Regions from separate parts of the Homo sapiens genome. Here regions 1 and 3 are each linked to region 2. Evidence: chromatin loops called from intact Hi-C (ENCODE). Cell type or tissue: natural killer cell. All regions are shown on one strand.

Region 1 (8,000 bases), 110 kb after region 2:
GCATCCTCATAGCTTAGCTCTCACTTATAAGTGAGAACCTATGATATTTGGTTTTCCATTTCTGAATTACTTCACTTAGAATAATAGTCTTCAATCCCATGCAGGTTGCTGCGAATACTGTTAATTCATTCCTTTTTATGGCTGAGTAGTATTCCATTGTCTGTCTGTCTATCTATCTATCTATCTATCTATCTATCTATATCTATCTATCTATCTACCTATCTATCATTTCTATCTATCTATCTATCTATCTATCATCTATCTATCTATCTATCTATCTATCTATCTATCTATCTATCTATCATCTATCTATCTATCATCTATCTATCATCTATCATCTATCTATCTATCTATCTATCTATCATCTATCTGTCTATCATCTATCTATCTATCTATCTATCTATCTATCTATCTATCTATCTACCATAGCTTCTTTATCCACTCATTGATTGATGGGCATTTGGGCTGATTCCATATTTTTGCAATTGCAAAATGTGCAGCTGTAAACATGTGTGTAGCACTAGAATTTTTACTCATACTTATTGAAAGGACCCTTTTAGGGCTTATATGGACATAGATTTTTATAATTTAGAACTTTTGTACCTTCAAAAGAAAGAAAAATATAAACTCAACAAATTGGTTAAAATATTCCTAAAATGTCTCCACATTCGTATCTGATCCTCCTAAATCACATGTAAATGCCATCCATGTTTATTTCACATAGTATTGTCTTCTGGGTCATCAAAATCATTGATGATACAACATTTTTTAAAAGAGAACTCCACGATTGTCTTTAAGATTCTCTTCCCAGAGACTGGCACCCATCCTGCAAATTTTAATGTGCACATGTAGTCAGTGACAATTACATCATGATGATTACATCTCATCTTCATTGATGTTAACATGTGAAGATGTGTATTAGTGAAATAAGCTAAAAATTCATGAGCGTAATATAAATAAAAATCCTAGGTCAATCCCTCAGAGACAGACTTTTTCTGTCAGAAGTCTTCAGAGTAACGTTAAGTACTAATTCACTAACCTGAAGAGATGTGACTGGGAAAAACTGTTAGTTTAGAGGTTCCTCAAATTTTTGGGTTTGTCAGAATCAACTGGCTTATTTGTTAAGAATGTTAACTCCCAGACCTACCCCAACCCATCAGATTGGAATCCCTGGCTGTGGCATTTCTGACAAACTTCCCAGGACACTCTCATGCAGGTGGTGTGGAGAATTGTTTTGAGACACACTTGCTGAGACCCGTCACAGGCACCCTCAGCTGTGCTGCACTAAGCTCTCAGATCACAGGCTTGGAGACTTCATGAAGTCCGTGGCAGCCAAAAAAAAAAAAAAAAAAAGGCTTCATCAGGAACTGCCTAGGAAGAAAGAAGCCAAAATATTTTGACGCCAAATTAGAGTGAGTCTGAAACTGCCAAATCCTGAAAATGTCCTAAATAAGGGGCTTGGAAGTTATGTTTCTTATTTCTCTTCATCTAGTGGTTAACTTTTTTTTGAACATTCAATCATTTATTCAACTCACATGTCATATAAACGGCTAAGGCCATTTATCACTGGACAAACTGATGAGTTTGGTGAGGGTGGTCCTGATTAACATTTTATTACATTATAAAAGGGGTCAGTTTAAGGTTAGGCAAAGGAAATTTCATGTCATTAGAGAAGCAAAGTAGCAGAATCATTTCCTATGATTCTTGTGTTAATCAGAAATTCTATCTTTCTAAAATTCCTAGTGGAAATTCCAAATATCTTAGCAATAACTTCTAATATGACTTTAAAAATCTATGTTCTCTAGTTCTAGTGTCTAAATGACTTCCAATGCCTACAGTAATTCTTTAGTCATGTAGGAAACTGGTGACACTTTTAAAAACTCTTTTAGCAGAGAAGTTTAGTGAGCTGTTTAGTCATCCCATGCTTGGATGGGGCGAGGCAGGCTGCTAGGAGGGGTGGTGGAGTTTTCCTAAGGAAGAATGTTGAAACTCAGTCATCATGGTTTGCTGTGAATTAAGTGAATGAGAAACTAGACCATCTTGCAGAATGTGAGAGGAATGGAGGAATGCGTGAGACCTGAGAGAGCCACTGGTTTATTTTCTCTCATGGTTTAATTTGTCTTATAGAGTAAGTAATAATGTTTTACACCTGTACAGTAATTTAGTTGGCATCATGTTTTTAATCCACATTCTCCTTTGATCTCAACATCTCTTTGAGAAAGGGAAGGCATTTCTCTCCCTTATATTTTATTAAAAGAAAATGACTTAATGTTAATGAGGAGGCTGGTTGGTGCCTTACCCATAGCTGATTATGAAACTGGGATGCCAACCTACGTCTTCTGGTCCTGAGTTCAGAGCTACTTTTGCTACTCACATTGCTTCTCATGTCAGGGTGGCACATGGTGCTTCTGGATGTGGGTTCATATTTGCAGCTAGAGGGATGCTGTGTGAAACAGGAATCTCTTGCTGATGGAGTCCGAGATTCAGAACCTGATTTGAGAAGGAGCTAGCTGTTAGAAAGAAAAGCTTGCCTTGATGCCCCACATTAGAAACTGCCAGAACTGGGGGCAAAGAGGAGAAGAAGGCACCTCAGTGAGTAAGAGCTCTTCATGTTTCCAAGCCAGACTTCCTGGCTCTAAAAAAGTTCCTAGCAGCGTGAACCCAAAGTTGAAGTTTCTAGATTTGAACAGGGTTAAAAAACAACCTGACTCTGTGGCTGCTTCCTCAGAGGCTCCATTGGAGTAAAAATCTGGATATAGTGCCAAGTTCTCTGAGAGGTGCCCAGACATTCTGGGTTTGTAGCAGACACTGCGGGTGTCCTGTCCTTATCTTCTTGCAGTCACTCACACACCCTCACACTCAGGGCTCCTGCAGAGCTCTGTGTGATGGCACCCCAGCTGCCTACGAGGTTGACCTGCTCATCAAGACAAATCAGAGAGCCCCCATATGGGCAAGAAGCCTAATTAAAGCAGATGCATTTCACTTTGCTCTTCTAAGCAGGTGTAGTTTTTGAAAATTGCCTGTAAATCATATATTGGTACATTCAATTCCACTTTGCTATTAAAATTGTCTTTATTAAAAATAGAAACTTAAAGAATTAGAGAGATTTCTTTTGGGAAAATATTTGCTCCAAGACATAAGATCACATTTAAAGAATGAAGCCAATCTTCAGAAATCAGACGCTTGATAATAATAGTCACGATGGTTTCATATCTGTTGCCCTGTTTGGCCCTCTTATTATTGAGGTACTGAGGAGAAAGGAGAGGTCTAAGGTATGTGGCATGTGACTTGCCTAAGATCACATATCTTGGCAGTGGTAAAGCTGTTTCTAGGCAAACTGTACTCAGGGCAGGAGGCTCTGGGAAGATTCCTCAGGCCCTGGGCTTTGACAGCTGACCTGTGACTGCCGTGAATCCCAGCCAGTTTGGCAGAAGTATTTCACCAAGTTCTATTGGCTATGAGGGGCTCCCATGAACTTTCCAGGGTGGATGTGATATTGCCAAGCCCAAGGTCAACAGGACAAATTTGGTTAGCTGTGAAGGAACTGCCGCAATGGGACTACAGTCTTTGCTCAGGCTCCATCCAATCCTCGATGTCTCTTGGATTGGATGTGCTGTTTCTTGACACCTCTACCTCATTCCCACAAGTAAACACATTCTGCAGCTTAACCTAGCCTGCCCTAGAATCTGGGCCTCACTTTGCTTCTCCTGGTGGAAAGAGAAAGAAAGGGAACACATTGATGCCCGTTTAACTTACTATCATCTGAAGATGATTCTGGGAAACAGTTGGTTCCTTTTATGTGTTTATTAAGTATTAAGCTCCTGCTGTGGGCTAGACCTTGCAGTAGGCACATGCAAAATTGCTATCAGCTAGTGTCAAAGCAGGAAGACTTTCAGATGGTATCAAAAACCACAACCAAAACTAACCTAAAAACCAAATCACCTAAAATCTGCATGTAAATGTCTCCACTTGCTCCTCCAAACTTTATGCCCTCAAGTCTGCCTTTGTAATTCAATTTAAACCAGACTTCTCTGGTAGAGCTGGTTTGTTAGGAAGGCACAGTAAGTACGGTATAATTCGCTTTACCATAAACCACCTTCTGAGAGTCTGGGATCTGCCCAGAGCCTTTCCACTGGACTACTTTTACCTATCCAGAAAAAAATCCTTGTTATTTGGTTAGAAGCAATCATAATGTACAAAATAAACACAAAATATTAATGCACATTACCAAAGCTTATTTTCCTAACACAATACCAGCTTTAAGAAAAAAATCAAAGTGGCATTTTAAGTATACAGGGTATACTGGGTTAAATAGATATTTGGTTTTATCATTTCTCTGCCCCCATTGCAAAACACCATATGCTGCAACATTTGGATCCACAGATGGTATGGTTTGACCCACCTTAGTTTGAACTTACATTTTAGGAGTTGTGAAAATCTTGTGCAATTCCTCTTGCCCTTTCTCACTCTGACTTGACAACTGATATACAGGCAGAGCAAGATGAGAGATGTTCCAGTCCCCAGCACAAAGCAAGTGAAATGGGTGGACCTCATGCACTCACTATCAACAGCTCTGCCATCATCTTATTGCTTTTTAATGCAGCTTAGAGTTGGCTCCTTGGTTGCTCGTGCTCCCATTTCCTAACCCTTTGTGGTCATTGCTAACTTTCCTAATGGAATTCATTGATCTGGGCTCAAGGCTCTGGGGAAGACAGAAATCACTAGATAAAAATCTTACAGGGATTGTGTTGGGACAAATGGTTTTTGTTGGGTCTTGGAGGGATTGAAGGTTCCCCTAAAATGAGTTGTTAGGCACTGTGTATTGAGATAGTTCCACCACTGGTGAACTCTATTGGGCATATTTTCTGCACTTACCTGTGCATTGTAGTTTGGTTTACTATTTGGATTTGGTACTCTCAACTTACATTTGTTTAGTTGTCATTTACTGAAGGTATTATCAATTTGGTTTCCCTTTATCTTCCATAGTGGAAGAGTTTCATGTCTTTATGTGCTATTCAGGAGGACGAAATCCACTCCATTCCTTCTGTATTACATCTAGTATAGCTTACCATGTCACCCACCTTGGGCACCTGTTTGGCACCTGTATGTATTTGATTTTACAATCCTTAATCCAGTCTCCAGAGCTTGTTGGTCTCAGGGCTGGAGTCCTGGCTTCACCATTTGCTAACTGTGTGATGATGGACAAGTTACTTACCCTCTCTAGGCCTCAGTTTTCTCATATCTAAGATGGGGATAAGAATAGCACCTAGCTCTTGAGGTTGTTTTGAAAGTTAAATGTGGTAATCTACATAAACTGCTTAGCATGGCATCTGGCACACAGTCAGATCTCTGTAAAGGTTAGATATTATTATTAACCACTATTCCAGTTAACTACTCCTCAGAAAGTGGTGTTCAGTAACAAGGGACATTTTCTAGGGTCAGCCTAAATTGCGACCTAGGCCATTGGAACTATTGGCCATGAAAGCACAATTATGTATTGTAATAGGCAATAGAATATGTGGCTCTGACATTAGACTAACATCCATCCCTTCAATATAGGGACCTTAGGCAAATTAACCTCTTTCTTACTCAGTTTCTTCTTTTAAAAAATAAGCATGATAATAGCAGCCACTTCATAATATTGTGATGAGGTGCAAATGAGTTAATGCATGTAAAGTGTTTAAGCTATTAACTCAACAAATATTACCCATTACTGAAAACATCAGAGTGTGCCACCTGCTAAGTAAGTGCTTCTGGGGAGATAGAGTATTTCAAATTGGATTGTCATGAAAAATTTGGAAAATTTGAAAGCTAAAACTCTTGCTTTCATTTCCTACTGCCTCAATTCTCTGTATTCTGAATTTACTCCCTGTGTCCCCCTAAAATTGCATTTGCAAAAGCCGATCTTCAAGTTACATCCAATGCCCGCTCTGCCTCATCTTCTATGGGAAACAAGAATTTTAGAGGTCAGGTAGCCTAACACCATCAATTCTCAAAAGAGGAAGCTGAGGCCAAGAGAAGTCCTGTGAATTTCTTACAGCTCATTTGTGACAGACCAAGAATTACCCACTTTACTGGGTTGTTATTTACTAAGTGACAGTGAGTCTATATCTCTTTTGACAAGTGAGGTGGGGGCATGGAATTCGGCATGTGGTTGGTGTAAGAACTCCCCTCTCTCCTCTTTAACCTTACTTAATAAGACCCTGGCACAGTTGATATTTTAAGAGGGCTACTCTGTTTTCCCAGAGGGACCTAGGCACGGTAACCCTCTTAGCATGCAGACCTTGTTTCCTGAGGGGTAATGTTTCCCTTCCCTGTGACTTGTTTCTTGGGGGCTGTGTTCTGATTTTCCTGCTGAGCCACTTGTTGCCTTGGGCTGGCTGCCGCGCTTGGCAGTTTTTAGTGAGGGCTCTGATAGATGCCAGGAGGTGAGGGGAAGGGCTCTGGGTGGACTCCGTCATTGGACAAGCAGACTTAGTGATGGATGAGCCTTCCCCTGAGGAAGTTTTGGATCAGAAGTCCAACTGATAAGTTTTTCCAGAATTGAGTAACCCAGAAGCAGTGCCGAAAGGATCTTACCTCTCTTGTGGCTTTTTGTATTGATTTTAAAAGAAATTCTCAGAGGCAGTTCCACATTGTACTGGAAGCACAGCTATATCCACAATAGGCTTAGATATATGTAACATGAATTGCTTTAGAAATAACATTTGAGGAGAGGGGTGAGAGGAAGGAAGAGAGGGTCTTAAAAAATAGCCCTATCAAAATATTTTCTTTCTTCTAAGTATTGAAAAGACACAATATAACCCTTTCTTCTTTCAAATGATCTCATAGCTATTTGTTGAGGGGAAATACCAAATGTTTATTATTTTTTTTGAAGAAGCTTCTTCGGTCCTGATGATTCATGTTGATATCATTTTCCTCCTGACTACAGAGGCTCTGAGACAAAGCTACACCTCAAGTGATATGCCAGGGTCAGAACAATTCCCGTCCTGAAGGAGGGTGTGCAACCTTCTTTATCCCTCCTTCACAGACGTCCTTGAGCCCTTGAGACGGATGTGAGTGAGTTTTTCAGTCCTCATGCAAAACAACCATCTAAACATAACAGATGACATCAGCTTGGGCTTTTCAATTCCTGGATGGCAGCAGCGTGTTAATCCAGCCTTCATCCTGGATTTCATAAACCAAAACAAGAGAGCCTGGCAGGAGGACAGCGCTGCTGCTGGGTTGAGGAAATTGATGACGGGAAAGCATGCGGGCAACCCAGTGTATAAAACTCATAAACGTGTAGGCAGAGGCTCAGCTACCAGTTTGGACGGCTGCTTCCCACCAGCAAAGACCACGACTGGAGAGCCGAGCCGGAGGCAGCTGGGAAACATGAAGAGCGTCTTGCTGCTGACCACGCTCCTCGTGCCTGCACACCTGGTGGCCGCCTGGAGCAATAATTATGCGGTGGACTGCCCTCAACACTGTGACAGCAGTGAGTGCAAAAGCAGCCCGCGCTGCAAGAGGACAGTGCTCGACGACTGTGGCTGCTGCCGAGTGTGCGCTGCAGGGCGGGGAGAAACTTGCTACCGCACAGTCTCAGGCATGGATGGCATGAAGTGTGGCCCGGGGCTGAGGTGTCAGCCTTCTAATGGGGAGGATCCTTTTGGTGAAGAGTTTGGTATCTGCAAAGGTAAAGAGTGACCCCTTACCTCTCCCCTCCCGGGGCATGCTGAGAGCTTTTAGCCAGCTTGGGAGGTGAGGTGGCTTTGCTCCTCAAGAGTAAGAGGGAAAAGGCAGGTGGATTCTTGACAAGGCACCACACAGGTATTGTCATGGGTAGAGACTGAAGGATAGCTCCAAGTAGCAACTGAAACCAGTGTGCAGGAAGGCACAGAAAGAAGTGTGGCATTTTACTCGTTGCCTTAGGAGATCGCAAAAAGAAAGCTGCAATGGAAGATTGTGTTGGCTCCTTTTCTGGAAAACTTTAGAAACTTGACAGGTAATCTGTTAAGGAT
Region 2 (8,000 bases):
TGGTCACATGTATCCCCAACATATGTGCAACTATTATATGTCAATAAAAAGTAAATAATTAAAAAATAAAAGAAAAAGACCTTAGAACAGTGCTTTCCAGTAGAGCATATTTTTATGATGAAATGTTCTATGAATCTGCACTAGCCACATGTGGCTACTGAGGACTTGAAATGTGGCTAGTGCAACTGAGGAACTAATTTGAGATTTTATTTAACTTTAATTGATTGAAATTTACATAGCTACATGTAGCTAGTGCCTATCATATTGAATGGCCTAGGTTTAGAGGCTTGATTTAGAGAGTAGGAAAAGACCAGGCCTGGGAAGAGGTTTGAATGTAGTGGTCGACAGGAGTGAAGAGATGGCCAAAGATGTGAGAGGAATTCACGGAGGCATACAAGAAGGTCATTGGACACAAGCTTTCTGTACTTGATGGTTGCACCCAGGGCTCTGAGGGGGCACTGAAAGTTTCACCCTTCCATGCTGAGGCTAATTCTACCTGGTCACGCAGTCATGACAGAAGCAAAGCTCTGCAGCACCTGTACCCAATGGCTCAGTGGAGATGTACAGAAAGAGCTTGTGGATGCTGCTTCCTCATTGCCTGATTCTTTGTGGCAAGTGTGGGCCTAACTTCCTTTTAGGCTCAAGCAAGTGCCCAAAGACTTAAGCGATGTGAAGATACATATGAACCTCCCATGGCTTCAGTGGGATCTACTTTATTTTATTTTATTTATTTTATTTTATTTTATATTTTATTTTATTTTATATTTTATTTTATTTTATTTTATTTTATTTTATTTTATTTATTTTATTTTATTTTATTTTATTTTATTTTATTTTATTTTATTTTTTATTTTATTTTATTTTATTTTATTTTATTTTATTTTTTTATTTTATTTTATTTTATTTTATTTTATTTTATTTTATTTTATTTATTTTATTTTATTTTATTTATTTTATTTTATTTTATTTTATTTTATTTTATTTTATTTTATTTATTTTATTTTATTTTATTTTATTTTATTTTATTTTATTTTATTTTATTTTATTTTATTTATTTTATTTTATTTTATTTATTTTATTTTATTTTATTTTGAGATGGAGTCTCACTCTCGTTGCCCAGGCTGGAGTGCAATGGTGCGATCTCGGCTCACTGCAACCTCTGCCTCCTAGGTTCAAACAATTCTCCTGCCTCAGCCTCCAAAGTAGCTGGGATTACAGGCATGCGCCACCACGCCTGGCTAATTTTGTATTTTTAATAGAGATGGGGTTTCACCATGTTGGCCAGGCTAGTCTCAAACTCCTGACCTCATGTGATCCACCTGCCTTGGCCTCCCAAAGTGCTGGGATTACAGGTGTAAGCCACTGTGCCCGGCCTACTCTTTTTATTAATGTTTCCCCAAATTAGAGTATCTTTACAAACTTTTTTTTAAAAACCCAGGCACTTACAAGTTACAGTGAGCTGCAGTCAACACCCAGTCTTTTGCAATCAAAGCCCCAGCACAGATGGTTTTTCTGTCAAGACTAAGTAGGACCATGTAGGGTCTTGAATGAGGAGTTACTTCATTTCCTCCAATAATTTTTTCACAGACATCTGTTCAATGGAAAAAGACAAATCAGATTGGTGCTCACCCCCAAAGAGCTCTACACAAAGTCATGTTTCTAAGACCAGCCATGCTTTTTGCACTCAGAGAGGAAGTCTGGATGAGAGCATTTCCCCTGCTTTTACTCTATGTAGACCCGCAGACATCTGATGCAAATCCTATTCCTGTTGGACTCTAGGGTCCTGTTTTTCCACCCACAGAAGCGAGGCCATTGACTGTTCCAGGATCATTAGGCTGGATGTCACAAACCAGCAACCTCAGGCCCCAGGGCAGAAAGCTCTGCCTTGGTCTTTACCATCAACAGTTGCTGCAGGAAATGCCAGTGGTAGTGACAACCTCAAGTGCTCCCACCCTTTTTGGCTAACTATTAATTTGGGGGAAATAGATAAGACTTTTAGAAGCCTCATAACTTCCCTTTTAACCCCAAGCCATTGCAAAAATATAGCTTATGAACCGATATTAGCATCGTTTAGCTGTGACCCTACCCCTCAGTCCTTTGGTCATTATGAGACTTTTGGTTATTAAACTGCACTGTTCTCACTCATAAGTTAAGAAAATAACATCGATTGCACCTCCCCTTCAATCTCTAGACCAAACCATGGGGTTTAATCTAAGGTCTTTTCCAATGAGATAGGGAAGAGAAGAGAGAAGATACCATATGCCAAGAATTCTGCCTAAGTGACATTTCCTTGATGATAGTCTTGAAGTAGAGACCCATTGTTAAGGAACAGTGAGAACTAAACACAAGGCAAACCATACATGCAGATAGAGAGAACCTTATGTCTTAGTGATACACTCCGAGTGCTCCACCTCCTGCACCAGATGTTCTTGGATTCTCCCAAAATAGTTTTGCTGAGACTCATGGTTTCTTGAATAGGGCACAGTGCCTCTTGTTCCATAATTAGGACTAAGTCATTGCCAAATTCACAGGCAAGTATTAATGACAGCTATAGAAGCCTTTCGTAAGATTTGATGAGGGTAAGAGCAAGGAGGAGAGTGACCACATGAAATGTGGCTAGTGTGATTTGAAAAAGCAGAGGTCTCTGCTTTTAAAAAGGAAACTGGGAGGAAGAAATTCTAGGCTCTAGAAACAAAAGGGTAAAGAGCTTATAGAAACAAAAGACCTTCACCCAATCCCAATTTTCCTAGGGTGATTCATGTACAGATAGATTTCAACTGTGCCTTGCTTTGCTGTCTGTTCCTTATATGGGCCCACACTGCCCTCTCTGAACACAGGAAACAAAGAGGAGCACAGCAGGTTGCTTTTGTTGTTTTCCTTTGAAGAAAAGATATGGCTGGATTTATCTGCCCTGTGTTTTTCTGTTATGGAGGATTTAACATGCCTGAATATAGTCATACTATGCCCTGCTTATAACATAGCCAACCTTTGTCCCAAATGTCCTGCAGCCTTGTTATTTTTATATTTCTTCTCTCTCTCTCTCTTTTTTGTTTTTTTTTTGAGACAGAGTCTCGCTCTGTCACCAGGCTGGAGTGCAGTGGCACGATCTTAGCTCACTGCAGCCTCCAACTCTCTGGTTCAAGCGATTCTCCTGCCTCAGCCTCCTGCGTAGCTGGGATTACAGGCACGTGCCACCATACCCAGCTAATTTTTGTTTTTTTAGTGGAGACAAGGTTTCACCATGTTGGCCAAGATGGTCTCCATCTCTTGACCTTGTGAAACACCCACCTCAGCCTCCCAAAGTCTTCTCATATTTAGGTGCATAAACCAGATATGCACCTAAATATGATAAACCAGAGTTCTTTGGGAATTCCTGGCAAGGCAGGTTATTACATAAGTCCCTGCCTCCAAAAGCTGATGAATCCTGGGAAAAACCGTGGCTGGCTCCATATTGCCACAGCTTGAGAGTAGTCCTCACTTCCTAGCAGGTTCTTCAAGGGAAATCTAGAGCTCCCCAAGAGCTGTCACCCTTTCAGTGGTAATACCATGAATTATACAGCATTTTAACCCATGCATGCTCAACTCACACAAAAGCAGAAATATTGGTTACCATTTGGTAGACAAAAAATTAGCTTAATAAAAAATACTATAGCACACCCAAAGGGTTAATGAGGGAACTGGCCTCACGCCTTAATTTATTGCCAAAGAGTCTCTAGACCAGAGAAATAAGTATAAAAATTCTAATAATTCCTGATTCACTTTTGGTGTCTAGGTCAGATTTGTCTTAATTGTCTTTATCTATGCATTTTCTGCAGCAGGAAAGGCTGAGCTGACTAAGTTGCCACTATTCCTTTCCTGGAAGGTACTATTTGTTTTACGAACAAGAGAGTTTTGTTAACTCATTTTTACATTGTCCTTTTTGGCAATTTTCAAGTTACAAATTGGCAGCAATAAGCATTGGTGGTTCTGCTATCTTTTGCAAAATAATTATGAGAAGAAAAGATTTTTTTTTCTAAAATACAGACATATTTAAAATCCAAGAAAGAATGCTATTTAAAAAAAAAAAATAGAGACAGGGTCTCACTATGTCGCCCAGCCTGGACTCAAACTCCTGCGCTCAAGTGATCCTTCCACCTCAGCGTTCCTAGTAGCTGGGACTACAGGCATGTGCCATTGTGCCTGGCTAAACATTATAAGGCTTGGGGGAAAACATCTTCTTTCAGTATAGGAAGGTAATATTGCCAAAAGTTCATTGAAAGTCTGCTCCATTTTGCTTCATGGTCATAATGGAAATGAGAAGAATCAGTCTTACCTTCAGGAATTAGCAGGAGAGAAACGACAACTGAGAGAGAGGATGCCAGAAATCTATAGGAGTTCCTCATTGTGGCTGCTGTCCCACATCAATCAACCTGAAAATCTGTTTTCAGTTCTTAACTGCCTCTATCTATATACTGAGAGTAAAAAGGATGTGGTTTCCTTTCATTTTTTTTTTCAAGTTTCAAAGTTTAGCATTAGGAAACCAAATCCAAATAAGTGAGAATGGTGGATGATGGCTCACTGCCAGCAGGCAGGCTTTCCTTTGCTAGGACTGCTGAGGGGGGCGCTGGAATTCTACAGGGTAGGAGAGGGGCAAGGGACCTTGTTGCCATCAGAGTACACCAGGGAAGACTGTAAAGTGTCTCAGCTATGATTTTGAAGACGCTTTCATCATCTGCAATATTATCTGTAGTATCCATGACTGGAAACTCTCGAAGACTTAAATTAGAATTTTAATAAAAGTCCTCAAAATTGGTCACCAATCAAAATTCTTTCTAGCTGTCTCCTTGGGTTATATAAGAATTAGCAGGCCAAGTGCAAGCTGAGGACAGGAGGGAGATTTATTTACATAGAGGCTCCTGCCTGGATTTTCCTTCCCCACTTTGTGGTGAGTGTTTATTGTGCTCCTGCCTGGTCTGTGGCAGGTGTGGGAACATGGGCTGGAGGAGGGTAGGGGCTCTTGGCCCTTTTCAGCCCTCTGATTGTGCGTTCCTGATTGTCTAGTTTCACAACTTTAGATACTGAAAGTATCTCCGAGTTTCCCTCCCTCCCCGCCCCCCCCCGACCCCTGCTTCCTGCCTTTCTTCCTTACTTTCTTCTGAACAGGTTTAGGTGAGAAAAGAAGTGGGAGTCATTTTTGTTCCAATGTTGGGGAATGTCTCACTCTAAGAAGAGTCAACCTCAGTCCCTGGAGGAACAGTATGCAGTGTGCTTTCTATTTGAAATGAGTTCAGCTCTTTTTCTGAGCTGAGGATGTGGTCTCCGATACAATATACATGGTCAGATGTGCTGTCAGGATGTTGGGTACTGAACCAACCATCCCCATAGTTAACATCCTGATGACTTCAAACCTAGTGGTTACTTCTTTAGAAATCAAGTGACCTTAGAAGGGAGCCCTGCTGAGACCCCTGCATTTCTTTTTCTCAGATATTACAAGTGTATCAAAGGTTAATCATTTTCAGTAACAGCAGTGAGGACCCTGCTATTGGTTTTGGTGAGTAATTTTAGTGCAGACTTAAAAAAGTCAAATTGTAATTAACTACACCTACTGAAAAATTCTTAAAACATTGACAATTTTGTTTATTTTTATGTGAATGGTTGCTCTTCCATTTATGTTGACTTCTAACAACTTTATGAGACATAATTCACACACCATAAAGGTCACCCATTTAGAGTGTATGAGTCAATGGATTTTAGTATATTTGCATAGTTGTGCAGCCATTACCAGTACCATGCTGTTTTGGTTACTGTAGCCTTGTAGTATAGTTTGAAGTCAGGTAGCATGATGCTTCCAGCTTTGTTCTTTTGGCTTAGGATTGTCTTGGCAATGTGGGCTCTTGTTTGGTTCCATATGAACTTTAAAGTAGTTTTTTCCAATTCTGTGAAGAAAGTCATTGGAAGCTTGATGGGGATGGCATTGAATCCATAAATAACTTTGGGCAGTATGGCCATTGTCATGATATTGATTCTTCCTATCCATGAGCATGGAATGTTTTTCCATTTGTTTGTGTCTTCTTTTATTTCGTTGAGCAGTGGTTTGTAGCTCTCATTGAAGAGGTCCTTCACATCCCTTGTAAGTTGGATTCCTAGGTATTTTATTCTCTTTGAAGCAATTGTGAATGGGAGTTCACTCATGATTTGGCTCTCTGTTTGTCTGTTATTGGTGTATAGGAATGCTTGTGATTTTTGCACATTGATTTTGTATCCTGAGACTTTGCTGAAGTTGCTCATCAGCTTAAGGAGATTTTGGGCTGAGATGATGGGGTTTTCTAGATATACAATCATGTCATCTGCAAACAGAGACAATTTGACTCCCTGTTTTCCTAGTTGAATACACTTTATTTCTGTTTCTTGCCTGATTGCTGTAGCCAGAACTTCCAACACTATGTTGAATAAGAGTGGTGAAAGAGGGCATCCTTGTCTTGTGCCAGTTTTCAAAGGGAATGCTTCCAGTTTCTGTCCATTCAGTATGATATTGGCTGTGGGTTTGTCATAAATAGCTCTTATTATTTTGAGATACGTCCCATCAATACCTAGTTTATTGAGAGTTTTTGGCATGAAGGTTGTTGAATTTTGTTGAAGGCCCTTTCTGCATGTATTGAGATAATCATGTGGTTTTTGTTGTTGGTTCTGTTTATGTGATGGATTATGTTTATTGATTTGCATATGTTGAACCAGCCTTGCATCCCAGGGATGAAGCCAACTTGATCATGGCGAATAAGCTTTTTGATGTACTGCTCGATTTGGTTTGCCAGTATTGTATTGAGGATTTTCGCATCGATGTTCATCAGGGATATTGGTCTAAAATTCTCTTTTTTTGTTGTGTCTCTGCCAGGCTTTGGTATCAGGATGATGCTGGCCTCATAAAATGAGCTAGGGAGGATTCCCTCTTTTTCTAGTGATTGGAATAGTTTCAGAGGGAATGATACCAGCTCCTCTTTATACATATGGTAGAATTTGGCTGTGAATCCATCTGGTTCTGGACTTTTTTTGGTCGGTAGGCTATTAATTATTACCTCAATTTCAGAACCTGTTATTGATCTATTCAGAGATTCAACTTCTTCCTGGTTTAGTCTTGGGAGGGTGGATGTGTCCAGGAGTTTATCCATTTCTTCTAGATTTTCTAGTTTATTTGCATAGAGGTGTTTATAGTATTCTCTGATGGTAGTTTGTATTTCTGTGGGATCGGTGGTGATATCCCCTTTTTCATTTTTTATTGCATTTATTTGATTCTTCTCTTTTTTTCTTTATTAGTCTTGCTAGTAGTCTGTCATTTTTGTTGATCTTTTCAAAAAACCACCTCCTGGATTCATTGATGTTTTGAAGGGTTTTTTGTGTCTCTAGCTCCTTCAGTTCTGCTCTGATCTTAATTATTTCTTGCCTTCTGCTAGCTTTTGAATTTGTTTGCTCTTGCTTCTCTAGTTTTTAGCATTGTGATGTTAGGGTGTTGATTTTAGATCTTTTCTGCTTTCTCTTGTGGGCATTTAGTGCTATACATTTCTCTCTACACACTCCTTTAAATGTGTCCCAGAGATTCTGGTATGTTGTGTCTTTGTTCTCATTGGTTTCAGAGAACATCTTTATTTCTGACTTCATTTTGTTATTTACCCAGTAGTCATTCAGGAGCAGGTTGTTCAGTTTCCATGTAGTTGTGTGGTTTTCAGTGAGTTTCTTAATCCTGAGTTCTAATTTGGTTGCACTGTGGTCTGAGAGACAGTTTGTTGTGATTTCTGTTCTTTTATATTTGCTGAGGAGTGCTTTACTTCAAATTATGTGGTCAATTTTAGATTAAGTGCGATGTGTTGCTGAGAAGAATGTATATTCTATTGATTTGTGATGGAGAGTTTTGTAGATGTCTATTAGATCTGCTTGGTGCAGAACTGAGTTCAAGTCCTGGATATCCTTGTTAACCTTCTGTCTCGTTGATCTGTCTAATATTGATAGTGGGGTGTTAAAGTCTTCCA
Region 3 (8,000 bases), 79 kb after region 2:
ATCTTCAGGATGAATGCTCTAACAGAAAGGTGGGCACGTGCCTAAATGACTCACACAAAGAAGGCTATGAGGTACAAATGAGAGGTATGGAGGGTGGATTCTCACTAAGGGAGGGATGCTGAAAAAATGTCTGGGTTTCTTTCGTCTTTTACTAATTTACTCGGCTAGTTATTGCCTTTGAAATGTTTTGGTTATTTTTGTCTCCACTGGGACATGTTAAGACCAAAAACAACCCAAGCAGACCATTATTCCTTCTGACCTTTCAATTTCTAGATATCCTTCAACTGTAATCTGTGCTACTCAGGTCAAATTTTCTGCCCACAGGGTACCTGGAATTACTTGAGTTCTGGGATGCCACCTCCTTAGCTAAACTGAAGTCTGAATTCACACAAAGAGGAAGTAATAATGCCAGTGTTTTTCAGTTGCACAGCACAGGATTTCCCCAAATGCAGTCTTCAGACTTGCTTCAGAATCACCTGGAGGTGTTGGTTTAAAATGTGGTTTCCGGAGTCCCACCCTGAGCTTTCCTGGAAGAGATTCATATATGGAGCAGAACTACAGTGCGGCTTATAGTGGGTCTGCTGAAGACATCTGTAAACATTGTCTCCATTGAGCCTAACAATAACCTTTTTCAAGGCTGGTAAAGCTGACGGGCTGTGTATTCCTTACCAGTAAAAGATTGTTCTCTGACTGGTCCAAGGTGACACACCTCATAAATAGGGGAATCAGGACCCAAATTTGGCTTTTGGTGACTCCCAGTCCAGTGCTCTTTCCTCAATCCCTCTTTGAACCCCGTGCCAACCCCCTTCAAGCCTCTTCTTTTCTCTGCCAGCGCGCCTGGACACTCAACAGTGGTTCTGCTTAGACCCGCCCCTTGAGGTCTGGCAGCAAAGGCAGGGTCCCTATGTCTTGGAGATTTCTCTTGCCTAAGAGAGAGGGAGAAGAACTTGGCTGTCAGAGAGGGAGGTCTTCCCAGTCTTATCTCGTCAACATCAGATTAGTTCCTTGGTTATTACCATGGAAGGCACAGATAATTGTATAACAATACTCGATAACATCTATTAAGTTCTTTGTGTTCTGTGCTAAGCATTTTACAAAGCTTCCCTCATTTAAACCGCACAACAGCGTGGTGAGATAGGTATTATGACAATCCCCATTTTATAGATGAAGAAATTGAGGTTCAGGTAAACGAATAAACTTGAGGACCTTTGCCTCCAGGAGGCAAATTCGGGCAGGATTAAAGCTCAGTTGGCTTGAATCTAGAGCCTGAACATTGAACCATTTTGTTCCAGGAGCCTTGAGCATTTGAGATGGAGTGAGGCCATGTGGAAGGGGCTGTGGAAGGTTCCATCTAACAACTTGCTAGGCAGGTTGGGGCAGGAGGAAGTGCTCTGTGAGAGGGGCCTGGGAGAGAATCAGGAGAACAGGGTACAACAGCTGGTGAGAGTTTTGCTTCTGGTAAGTTAAAATGCTGAAAATAAGTTTGTACAGGACATTTTTTATCAATTTCCTTTTATATTTGACATGGCAACTAATAAAGGGGCCAGAATATTGAGGGAGGAGATGTGTGGATGGCTGGTGAGAAGGGAGCACTCCCAGGTTTGGCCCTCTTCAAAATTTTGCTGAGAGAGAGGCTTGGGGCAAACTATTCCCACAGGATACTGGGGAGTACATTTGTGGGAAGCCACCATTGAGCTATTTTGTAAATATTTTGAATTTCATAAAGCTTAATATTTTTCCAACCACCGATCTGCCTACTTTTTACACCCAAGTGTCCTGTAGAGGAAATTTGATCTACATATTTTGCAGTTCTTTATACCCCAGCCATTTAAAATGATATTTAGCAATAGTTTGTTTTAAGAAAAAAAAAACAAAACACAAAAAACTCCAAGACCTCTCTCCAGTCTTTTGTCAATAATCTCTTTCCCCAATTTGGGAATCCGCTTCTCGTGAGTTAAATCCACTTGACAAAATTTAAAATTCAACTTAGTGATATTATTTAATTTCCTATAACACTTTATGGCTAGTGAAGCACTTTTTCATACACCATGTTTCAGGCCTAGCCAAAGAAAGAAAGAAAGAAAGAAAGATCTTTCAGTGTATTTCTTTCTTTCCATCCAAAGTTTGTTGAACATTTAGAAGTCAAGCTCTGTGTCTGGGGAGGTTATAGACCATTTGAATGTGTATTATGAGCATATTTGAAGATGTGCATATTTTGCATCAAATGAACATTCGCTGACAGTTCCCCACTCTGTCTCTCTGATCTCGAGGGGGCAAATGCCCTGGAGAAGAGAGAAGTGATGGGGATGAGAGTGTGATTTCTATGAGGGCAAGAACCCTGTGTAAATGAAGTAACCATATTAAATTGGAAATCAGTGGCTTGCTATTTAGAGATAGCAGAAGATCTCCCAGTTTGCAGGCTTCAAAACTTCCAATTTGTGATCAAACAGTTCCATTTAAATGGGGTAATCAGACAAAACCCCCAAAGCATAGAAAAGCAAATCAATTCAATTGTTCTGTTTAGATATAGACAATGCCTGGAGAGCAAACCATTACAGCTAAGAGAGATCTTTAAGTGAAAGAAAAGGAGAAGGCTCCATTTCAGCTTATTAGGTAAGAAACATAAGGAAACATATATACAAACAAAAAACAAAACCAAAAACCCAAGCAAACAAACAAAACAACAAATACCAAATTAGTTTTCTACTGGCATTTCCTTTTGTGATGGTTGCAGCATCCCAAGAGGGGTTTTGTGCTTTATTAGCTGAAGTAAGAGAATCCTAGGCTGAAATGGACTTTGGAAGGTTTTACTCTGTCTTCAGAAAAGCTTTCATTCTAAGTATCCTAGAAAATAACTCTCTCATTATCTTTCTCTTTCTAGAAGTCATCAATAACTTGTTTTTTTCCACCTAGGAAAGTTGTAAGTGGTGAGTAGCTACTGTTAGGTAGCTACTGTTAGGAGTGGCAAAGTAGGCTTCTCATGCGTATAATACTAATGATAATAGCTGCAATTTTTTTGTGCTTACTAAATGTGCCAAGCATGCTAAAATACTTAAACAGATACTATTTAATTCTCAAAACCCACAAAGCAGGTATGATATGATTATTACCCCTTTGTAAAATGGGGAAGCTCAGAGCACAGAGCAAGCTCAGGTTGTCTGATTTCCTTTTGAGCAGTGTGATCTAACAAGGTCAAGAGTACTGCTGCTTCAAGTATTACTGTTGCTGTGTTCCCTGCATTATACAGAGGACTTGAATTTGTCTAATGTCTTGCCTGGGAAAAGCAGCTCAGTTCTCTCTGAAAAGGAAAACCCAAGACAGAAAGCGTGGATGTGGAAGAAGGTAAATAAACGCCACCAGTTGGTCAGTAACCACAGAAGCTAACAGTAGATCAAATTCTCATTCAGGAGAGGTAAGCTTCTCTTGTACCTATAATAACTTTCAGAAAAAACACATGTCTGGAAAAGTGTGGAGGACTCACCGATATTGGCAGTGGGCTGCTGTCAGCACCCACTGTGGATCAATCAGAACACCTCCACAAACGTGATGTCCGCCATACTGGATGGAGGCCATAAATGGCCTGGAATGAGGTGACACTTCTTTCCCTCCAATAATTTCCATATTGAAACCTACAAAAGTAGACCAAAAGGTTTCACACAAAAGATCTAAACTACTGTTTCATGTAATTCTTCCAATGACAGTCACTATATTATTTTCAAAGCTTAAAAAACAACAATAACCCTACCTAAAAGCTACAATAATTTTACTGATGAAAAATTTGTATAATACATTACAGTTCAGAAAGATAGGAATGATTGTGAAAATAATTTTCATCTATAATATAACAATATAGTCAGTAGAAATTCATTTAATGTTTACATGTAGATATAGGAGATACTTACACACATGAGTCATATAAGCCCCAACTATTAGGAAAAACAGAGAAAAGGAAGAAAACTTAGTCATTTTAAAGATTTAGATTTAAGAAGCCCAGATGAAATGTGTTGATCCTGTGATGAAGGAAGAAGATTCTGAAGACTGAGTTTTGTTCTTGTAAGTTTTGACTTTCTCACCACAGGTGCTCTAGGGGTAAGATTTTTTTTCACACCTAGGTGTAAACGTTATGTATCAGTTTGGGGACTTTCAGGTCTGTGCTTTTAGCACTTTTTTGTTTTGTTTTGTTTTGAGACGGAGTCTCTCTCTGTCGCCCAGGCTGGAGTGCAGTGGCGCGATCTCGGCTCACTGCAAGCTCTGCCTCCTGGGTTCACGCCATTCTCCTGCCTCAGCCTCCCGAGTAGCTGGGACTACAGGCGCCCACCACCACATCCGGCTAATTGCTTTTAGCACTTTTTTGGGAGAGGTATGTATGCCATAAAGAACTCATATCTGGAGATACCATCTCTAATACCTGTATCAGAGTACTTATGCTATAAAGAAAATTTATACTATATGTGTATATAATATTTATAAATGAAAAATATCCATGCCATAAGAATGTAATGAAGTTGCAGACAGAGTTCAAAGATGTCCATTGCTCTCAAGCAATACTTACTATTTTTCCTGGCACAAAATGGTGCCTATCATATTTCATTCTTCTCTCTTTTTCATTTGGACATAGATTTATGATGAAGAGAGACATGGACCTTGCACAGATTATGGTTACTTCACAATGTGGCTTAGCTAAAGCCTGAGCACCAACCAGAGAAAACCATATGTTTTGCAGCAAACATCCCTACTCATGTCGTTTCTCTAAGTTTGCCCAAATTTGGTTAAATTTTAGTTACATTTTTGTGAGATTTCATAATGTTGTTAAAGGTGAACATTGGCAACTATTTTTGATTCAGAGTCTCTCTTTTACTCATTTTTAATTGAAAATGGCCATGTGTTTTTCCAGGGACTTAATAATAATGTCTTTTAAAAATAAAGGACTGCATTTTGTAATTCTTCCCAGGAACAGATGACAATGCATTGCCAGGCCTTCAATACAAAAGGTATTAGACTCAAGATTCTACAAGATTCTGTTTGTGCCAGACACTGATCAGCAGTGCAAATATAAAATGAATACAAACAGATCACGCATCAGAATGCCAATCACTTCCTAGTAACACTGATCAAAATTTGCATTAAATCAACAGATCTTTCTTTTAAGAGGTATGCATTTTATCTTCCATTCATTTTAGAAAGGAGAATTAAAATCCAGAGCTATTATGCTCGGCAGATTGCAAGAGACTCCTTTCAAATTGTTTTCTAGCACAAAGAGTAGGAATAATAAAAAATAATACTATAATTATGTATTATTCATTATAACTTAATAATATATAAGTAAAATACCTTATTTCCAAAATTCTTTTTATATGATCATTTATGGTTTCATGTCTATGTCTTTGAGGAAAGCAGGACAACTTATGTTACAATGGAAGAAATAAGTTCCAAGAGGCTAAGTAATTTGCCCAAGGCAACACAGCTTATGACCTAGACCAAATCACCTGCCTGACCTCCCTGTATGTTAAGTTGTATGTGAATGAGTACCCTCCCAGAACACAGAATTTTATAAAAAACCTGCTTTCCTTGTACAGGTGTGTGGCAACAGTAAAGCTTTCTACATGTTAAACAGAATGAACAAAACCAACGCAGAGCAGTGACTTCCTGTCAGAGCAGAAGGTGAGATAAGGAGGAGCCAGATTAAGAAAAGCCACAAGCTTAATAAACCAAACTTATTACTCCCACTCAAATGTCCCTGTGAATTTTCAAGTCATCTTTGTCACTGTTGATGTACCTTGGATGCTCTACTGTGTGCCATTGTTCCACATTGGAAGGCAGACAGGATGGCGTCAGTTCCCTGCTACATCCCAGTGATGCTGGGATCGTAAGGAAGATGGTGTGTGACAGGTAGAAGTGATCCAAACTCTAAGGAAGAAATAAATTGTAAAGGACGAAGCTTTGTGTGTGTGTGTGTGTGTGTGTGTGGCGGGGGAAATGGGAATGGTTACAAACATCTCTCAGCTGCTTATTTCTGAGTAGTAAGGATTAATGTCCACATAGCGTTGTACAAATTGCTGAACGTTTTTAGCTGTATTTCCAGGGAAGTGGTTGTCATTAGTCTTGTTTTATGGATAAATAAACTGAAATTCAGGGACTTGCTTGAGATTACCGAGCTAGCAGGTGGCCCTTAAGCTCCTATGTGCTGGCTCCCGGCTCTATGTTCCTTTCAACCTGGCTACATGCCTGCCTCCTTTGAGAAGTCCCTGGGGGTTTAGGGGCTCTGAGACACAAGCTAGCTGTGCAGAAGAGAAAAAGGATTTAGCCATACACACTGCGTGTAATTAGACATGGGTGAGATTTAGTTCAGTTGGGAAGAGTCTCATAACTCTTTCTTGTAGCTGACCTAGAAAATTCTGAGAATCATGTTGGTTAATAGTAATGAGTTATTTGGTTTTGGCTTTAGACCGATTTGCCAGTTAATAGTATCATTTGTTATTATATTCACGATTCTGGATTTGAGAACAGTGGGCTGTGTAACATGATGAGCTCGGCGATCTAATTTATTTCTGGGTGTTGGTTTTTGTTCTGTTGAGTCTGCTGCAGGGAGGGCCATGTTTGCTTTGGATGGCTTTACAGCAACTGTACCGGACTGAGCAAGTGCAAGGCTGTGCTCAGAGGAGGGCTGGCTTCACACGTCATAGCCTTGTGGCTCTTCTTTGCTGTGTTTAGCTGTCTTTCTTGCTGCTCTTAGAGATGTTTTGTTTCTGCTTCTCCTGTGTTTCAGGAGACCCTTATAGAACAGCTGTGCCACTGCTCCAAAGGCCTCGTGTGGTTCTATCCCTTGGACTGCCTTTCTTCAACAGCCCAGACACCTGCTCTGTCAGATTTATAAGCCACACCCCCTAGAGCCATGCCAATCAAAGCATGGCCCGCAGACCTGTGCCAGTCTCCGAACCTCTTTGTTACCGATTTGGAGCAAGATGGGGACAGAAATTGAGAGCCAGAGTTTAGAAACTGTAACAGCGACTTAACATGGCACTGTATTAATTTATTTTATTAATGAAATAAAATTTGTCCAATCTAATAAAAATTGGGTGTGTATTTTGTATGCCTTTGTTTTTTATTTAATTACTTTTTTCTATTTATTTGTGTTGTATAAACGTATCAGTTCACAATGGGCTGAAACTAAAAACAAACAAATTAACAAACTAAAACTCCAAACACATTGGTCTTTCCCACAGGTAGTCTGAGAAACACTGCTCTGTAGACATAAGTGCAAAGCAGATTTGTTTCAAGCTCTTCCCATTTATTCCCTTTTACATTCCTTTGAAAAATGTTCTCAATATCAAGTTTTCCCAAGCTATCCAACCATCCCCAGCCCTTGGCACTTGACATCAGGATTTGGCAGAATTTCACTGGATCCCTCCCTTGTAGCCCACCACCCTTCAGGCCTTGACTTCTGTCCAGTAATGGCTTAGCTAATTTGGTAAATGTATCTGCTAACACCCATAGTGAAACTATGGCAGCTTTGAAAATTGGGCTTGGGAAGGATATTGGGGTGCTATATAATGATATTAAGTCCGAAGTTCTCAAGAAAATGTAAATCTCACCTCAGATTACAGCCATCCCTCCCACTAGGTCCTTAAAATGAATGAGCTTAAGGGCAGTTGGCAAGGAAAGCAAAGTACCCCTCAACTCAGAGCTGGGGCTGTAATAAGGGTTGGGGCACCTGGAATACTGCCTTTTCCTAAGCAACTTAAATGTAAATACTTCAGAGGGCTGCTCTAGGGCCTCTTCTTGGTGGAATGATGGTGGTGGCAAAGGTGAGATTGAGGGAAATTTGTTTTGTCTTCCTCTATCTCAACTTTAAATCAGAATATATTTTGCATGTTAAATCTTCCTTTCATAAATATGAAGATACGTTTTCTAAACCATCATTATTGAGTTAAGTCACACAATAGTACTTCAACTTCCTTTTCCTTTACTCCTCTCCACGTCAGCTATGAAGTGACTGGAAT

Evidence for each region. A loop is a pair of places that touch in the nucleus more often than their neighbours do. Peaks named below come from ENCODE experiments on the same cell type or tissue, not always from the same donor. Only the 100,000 strongest peaks of a DNase experiment are listed, where the experiment ranks them.
Region 1: a loop joins it to region 2, with 2.8 times the contacts of the local background. A loop is called at or near these places in 2 of 110 quality-filtered maps.
Region 3: it touches region 2 in a loop (4-fold over the local background); 7 of 110 quality-filtered maps call a loop at or near these places.

What each region holds. Positions count from the first base shown.
Region 1 is chr5:54,984,892-54,992,891 of GRCh38, reverse strand. ESM1 (endothelial cell specific molecule 1) reads left to right here and starts at 7,299. Exons shown (of 3, transcript NM_007036.5): 1 at 7,299-7,675. The coding sequence starts at 7,375. In natural killer cell, no CTCF peak of the experiment used is centred here; a DNase peak (open chromatin) is centred at 3,861.
Region 2 is chr5:55,099,065-55,107,064 of GRCh38, reverse strand. GZMA (granzyme A) reads right to left here and starts at 4,419. Exons shown (of 5, transcript NM_006144.4): 1 at 4,313-4,419; 2 at 1,447-1,591. The coding sequence starts at 4,382. In natural killer cell, no CTCF peak of the experiment used is centred here; DNase peaks (open chromatin) are centred at 2,824, 4,484 and 5,304; H3K4me3 peaks cover 4,114 bases; H3K27ac peaks cover 4,386 bases.
Region 3 is chr5:55,020,289-55,028,288 of GRCh38, reverse strand. It overlaps GZMK (granzyme K), which reads right to left and starts at 4,033. Exons shown (of 5, transcript NM_002104.3): 1 at 3,903-4,033; 2 at 3,482-3,629. The coding sequence starts at 3,966. It overlaps LOC102467081 (a long non-coding RNA gene), which reads left to right and starts at 4,120. Exons shown (of 3, transcript NR_104662.1): 1 at 4,120-4,360; 2 at 5,577-5,661; 3 at 6,767-6,990. In natural killer cell, no CTCF peak of the experiment used is centred here; DNase peaks (open chromatin) are centred at 488, 4,088, 5,638 and 6,658; H3K4me3 peaks cover 1,883 bases; H3K27ac peaks cover 3,663 bases.